Linked DNA regions of Mus musculus: region 1 is linked to region 2. A link is a loop called in an ENCODE intact Hi-C map of the cell type or tissue named here. Cell type or tissue: left cerebral cortex. All regions are shown on one strand. Each heading gives the region's core, and the rest is flanking DNA. Links, peaks and the distances in the headings are about the cores only. Region 1 holds the start of P2ry10b (purinergic receptor P2Y, G-protein coupled 10B). Region 2 has its middle 46 kb from the start of Rtl3.

Region 1 (2,811 bases), core at 56-2,555, 360 kb before region 2:
TCCAACTTTGTGTTAAAAGTCTGCTGCTAGGGACACACGGATGATTAATTTCCTTCTTCCCTCATCTAGTCTCAAAAGCCACTTGAACAACTGATCTTTCTTCTCATTAAACTTCCTGGGTGGAGTGGGGGAAGGGGAAACTGTCTGGTGGCGAAAACTCCACCCAGAACTTTAAGTTTTCTGAGGACATCTTTTGTCACAACCCCACCAAAACTGTTTCTAAAGAGGGTCTGTCCAGGGAATGCTGCTGATTTCAGCCCTTCTTGAGGTTCCCAGAGCTTTGCAGCTTCTTAGCCTGCCTGGATTTCATATACTGGCCCCAGTATCAGTCACTTTGGAACAACTTTGCTATAGGAAAAAAGCCCCACCCATACTTGTGGTCAGGGAGATTAGGCAAAGCTTTCTCAATAGCAGACAGTATGGTGCCGCTTGGCAACCATAATATACACATAGTGCCATTCTGTGAGTCACGCTCATGTAGTCTACAGCTGTTAGTTTCATTTTGTTACTGGAAAAAAACAGTAGTACAATAAAGCATTTATCCTAAATTTTTACAGAAAAAAACTCCATTTGGACAATTTTTTAAAGGTGCTATTTACTATCTTCAACACTTCACTCTGGGGAAAATTAAATATGTACAAAATACACTGATTTCCTCATCTCAGGAGAAGGAAAATGTTGATGTAAATAGGTTTTATTTATATTTTCCTAATAAATACATTAAACATATTTTACTAAGGCTTACAATCTCACATAAAATCATGTAATTTTACACACGTGGATAATTTTACATATAGAAGGATCAAATTCCACATGTGAAATTAGCAGACTTTAAAAAGAACACGTTTTTTTAAAACCACAGAAGGAATTCCTTCTAAAAAAGACAGCAAAATGTTTGGAACGCCTTCTGAAAATGCTTCCCATGTTCTCAAATTAAAAATACATCCAAAGAAATGTTCATCGTAAGCTGAGAATCAGCCCCATTGAGACTCGACAGCTGTGCTAAGTTCTAGGGCTTGATGAAAATCCTTTTGTGCTATTTGAAGCCATCACATCCCACCGGAAAATGCATGCATGGAAAATGTCCCAATCTGAGAAAACATGTCAAGTCTCATCTTATGAAAAGATTAAGGCACTTAGATGCATTTACTACTTGAATGCTGCTTTAATTTGGTTGACACAAACCATGGGTTTAAAATTGTAAGTTTATTTTCTCCCGTTGGCTCACACTAACAAAAATGCATTTAATGAACCACAATCTCAATTTTAACACAGAATTGTTAGAAGCAATGTTTACTACAAGTCTGAACCCCTGGTTTTTGTCAGTGGCATGCTAAATTGTAGAGAAAGGAGCTTTCTATCTAGACAGCCACATTTCCTCTCAGAAAGCATGCAGCAGTTTCAGCGAACATTTTAACCACTTAAACTTATAAATAGATATTACCTCACTGAAGTCTCCATTCTTCATAACAATATATCCCCCCAAAGGTAAGATATTAGCAGACTCAGAATTAAGTTTTCAGTGGAAGCAGCAGAAAATCACACTGTCGTTTTCAATTCACAGAGGCTTTTTAGTTCTATTTTTGAATGTATGAAGAGAAAGCCAAGAACCTTACCCTTTCTACCCAGATATCCTGTAGTGAACTGCAGGCTTTTACAGCTAGAAGAGGAAGTAACGTAGTTTATTCAGCAAAACAGGAAAAAAAAACAAAATCGTTTACCTCTAATGGGAGGTAGAACTGTCTGTCAGCATCACTCAGTTGTTTGGGAAAGCCTTTGCCTCAGAGGATATTGTGGGCAAAGTAAATTCAAATTTTGGCTTTGATAAATTCAGAGTTTCCATGATTTGTACACTTCTTCAATCAGGAACAGAGTATCTGACTTTAATTTGCCACGTATTACAGTCGTTGTCTCAGTCTATTCTGAACATTTAAATTGTGGGCTATGCAAAAAGCCAGTTTAACTGTTAGAATTTTATTTACCATTGAAAAATCAATTCTTATGTTTATAAAATCCTAATTGCGTTTTTACAGAAAGCAGTAAGTATCAATTTTATATTGATTCCCCATTTTTTCCCATCATATTTAATTCCTTACCATGGCTTCTTTCTGCTGCAATCTTCCGGCATCTACTTCTTAGAGAAATCCATTCCCAGGACTCAGAAGGCTACTATCTAGCTAACTACACCACAGTTTCCTAAACTTATAAAAGATACTGTGCTTCTAGATATCATTACATCCCATGACTACAATGGCTAATGTTTCCATCTAAAGACATAAACGGTCATGTGCCTTTGCTATGGTACTTCGAAAGAGAATGTGTCAAGAATGCACTGAGCTTCCTGCTATGCACACGCCCAACTTATTCTATCATCATCTTTCTTCTTCCTTTTTTCCCCCCCTTTCTATGAGCATGCAGGCATATGTCTGAGTCACATATGATTTTCAGGCTGGCTATATGAGGTCAATATTTCCAAATTAGCTACATTTTGCCATATTGTCTGTTTTAGGAATTAAGCAATGGTAATAATAAAAACTTCTTTGGGAGTTAGGACAAATCTTATTGGTCACCCAAATGGAAGAATTTGAAATCACCAAAAAGGTGGTGATTAGTAAGGTCACATAAAAGAGATGACCTAATGTGTGATTTGTGGTCTTCTTTGAGGTTAAGAATTGTGTCTTCATATACTTAAACAATAGTAACACATTAAGTTCTTAAAATTATATTGTAAAGATATTATTAGGGTAGCTTTAAGCATATCTGGAGAAGAAGTGAAATGCCTGAAAAGCATTACAGTTTCTCAGAATGGAT
Region 2 (2,811 bases), core at 8-2,507:
GAATCCCATGAAATTTTCACATACATATTTTTCTTGGAAGAACATTTGCAGGTCTCAGCTTAGTCACAAAAGAATTTGTGTCTGTCCTCTCAATAAATAAAAATTAAGAACGTAAGCCTCAAGTATCCTAATTCCAAAAGAAACTATATGAAGTTCCAGAGTACAAGGTTTCAAAACACAAGGGGTAGCATTATTTTTAAATGGTGGATTTAATTAATGGAAAAGAAATAAATGATGAACTATTTGAAGAGCTCTTGTTTTGCTTTCATGTTTGCAAAATGTCACCCTAAACGACTTTTGGTAAAGGTCTGTTCAAGAAACAGTGTTCTGTGCTGGAAATGAAGGCTCAGAAGAGATGTTCTAGAAAAAAATTGTAATTTTTTAATGCAAGAATGCTTTTATTTATTTTTAAATTTATTTATTTTTTACACTCCATATTCCATTTTCCACCCCTCCATCCACCCTCCAACTGCTCCACATTCCACACCTCCTCCCCACCCCACCCCGTCTCCACGTGGATGCCCCCACCCACACCCACCCCACCTGACCTCTAAACTCTCTGGGGCCTCCAGTCTCTTGAGGGTTAGGTGCATCATCTCTGAATGAACACAGATCCAGCAGTCCTCTACTGTATGTGTGTTGGGAGCCTCATATCAGCTGATGTATGCTGTCTGTTTGGTGGTTCAGTGTTTGAGAGATCTCAGGGGTCCAGATTAATTGAGACTTCTGGTCCTCCTACAGGATTGCCCTTCTTCTCAACTTCTTTCAGCCTTCCCTAATTCAACAACAGGGGTCCCAAGGCCTGACACTATTACTAAGGCTATGGAACATTCACAAAAAAGGACCTATTGTGACTATCATGAAAGACCCAAAAAGCAGCTGAAAGAGTCAGATGCAGGTATTTGCAACCAACCAATGGACAGAAGCAGCTGAGCCTTGTGGTTGAATTAGAAAAAAATTTAACACTTTCTTCCTTTCCTTTCTTAAGGGAGACAAAAAGACCAAATGCTTTTCTTTTTAACCAGCATTTAATTTAATTCACATTATAATAGCACCATCTAGTGGTACATGGTAGAAACACACGAATCTAGGAGCATCTGAATCAGTTAGCGTGGTTCTTCAAACTGACCTGTGAACCCTACCTAGGGAAACCTGAATCATATGCTGTTTGACCTTCAAGCTCTGTCTCTCTGTCTCTGTCTCTGACTCTATCTGTCTCTCTATCTCTCTCTGTCTCTCTGTCTCTCTGTCTCTGTCTCTGTCTCTGTCTCTGTCTCTGTCTCTCTCTCTCTCTCTCTCTCTCTCACACACACACACACACACACACACACACACACACACGGGTAAAACTGCAAGAACCTGAGGAACACGACTTTCCCTCACATACCATCTTGGTAAAATGGAAGTGTTGAAATTTGGAAGACAGATTTGCAGGATTCACTCAACAGAAGGATGCTTTGCTGTCAAATTTTCTATTATGAAATCCTGTAGGAGAATAATCTAGCAGCTGCTACATGTGTGCTCAGGAATGAATAGTTGTACAGAGTGGCTTTCTTCACTTCCCCCAGGATTCGTGCATCCCACCTGTGCAGAGTTCATGAAAAAATCTGATCTCCATATAAACACCACGAGGCTGATATTGTTATCCTTTTAATACAGGGACACGAAGGCCAGGGGAGATTTGAGTGCCTTGCCTGAAGACACACAACAAAGTATTAAGGAAAACTAGAACACTTACAATTTCAATCCAAAGGGGCCAACAAAAGGCCTTTTGTGAGCTTGAGAAAAATGAAAATTGTATGACAATTATAAGAATAGAGATACTCAAAGGGACTTATAAAACAAATGCTGAAGACTAGATACATAACCATAAAACAGAACATAGACGTAGATTAGAAATATAGCTCATCGTTCTAAGACTTGTAAACAAAAACCTCATGAATGGAGTTAGTTCCGAGTGATAAGCCCAAGAGTTATATCAATATTACCAAATGGCAAAACTGACACCACACCAAGTTGTGTCCCATAAGAGCCTTGTTGCTTAATGTTTTCTGAAGAAATAGAACAGACCCTCAGACACTTAATAGGTAGTGTTATCATAATTAACCATGAAGAAATATCAACACACTTCACACCCCAATTCAATTTAAATAGTCTGAGCTTCCCACAACAGCAATTCATTTTTATTTTTATTTTATATGTGTGAGTGTTTTGCCTGCATGTATGTGTATCTGCAACACGTATGTACCTGGTGTCCAAGAAGGGGGTCATATTCTCTGGGACTAGAGTTACAGACACTTGTGAGATGCTCTGTTGGTATCTGGAACTGAACCCAGGTCTTCTGAAAGAGCAGCTGGTGCTCTTAACACTAAGCCACCTCTCCGGTCCCACATGCAACAATATATTTTAAGATATACCTTATGCCATGGAAGGAGTTACAAAGAAAAAGTTTGGAGCAGATACTGAAGGAATGACCGTCCAGAGACTGTCCCACCTGAGGACCCATCCCATAAACAACCACCAAACTCAGATACTATTGAAGATGCCAACAACATTTTGCTAACAGGAGCCTGATATAGCTGTCTCCTGAGAGTCTTTTCCAGTGTCTGTCAAATACAGAAGTGGACGCTCACAGTCATCCATTGGACAGAGCACAGGGTCTCCAATGACGGAGCTAGAGAAAGTACCCAAGGAGCTGAAAGGGTTTGCACCCCATAGCAGAACAACAATATGAACTAACCAGTACCCTCAGAGATCCCTGGGACTAAACCATTAATCAAAGAAAACACATGGTGGAACTCCTGTCTCTAG

What was found. Hi-C counts contacts between places; a loop is a spot of excess contacts. Peaks named below come from ENCODE experiments on the same cell type or tissue, not always from the same donor. Only the 100,000 strongest peaks of a DNase experiment are listed, where the experiment ranks them.
Region 1: a loop joins it to region 2, with 5 times the contacts of the local background. A loop is called at or near these places in 25 of 42 quality-filtered maps.

Annotation. Positions count from the first base shown.
Region 1 is chrX:107,148,433-107,151,243 of GRCm38, reverse strand. It overlaps P2ry10b (purinergic receptor P2Y, G-protein coupled 10B), which reads right to left and starts at 2,317. Exons shown (of 2, transcript NM_001122596.1): 1 at 2,097-2,317. In left cerebral cortex, for the core only: no CTCF peak of the experiment used is centred there; DNase peaks (open chromatin) are centred at 359 and 1,071.
Region 2 is chrX:106,793,109-106,795,919 of GRCm38, reverse strand. No RefSeq gene overlaps it. Among named protein-coding and RNA genes, the nearest start is that of Rtl3, 46 kb to the left of the region's middle. In left cerebral cortex, for the core only: a CTCF peak has its summit at 1,064 (motif pointing left); DNase peaks (open chromatin) are centred at 836 and 1,033.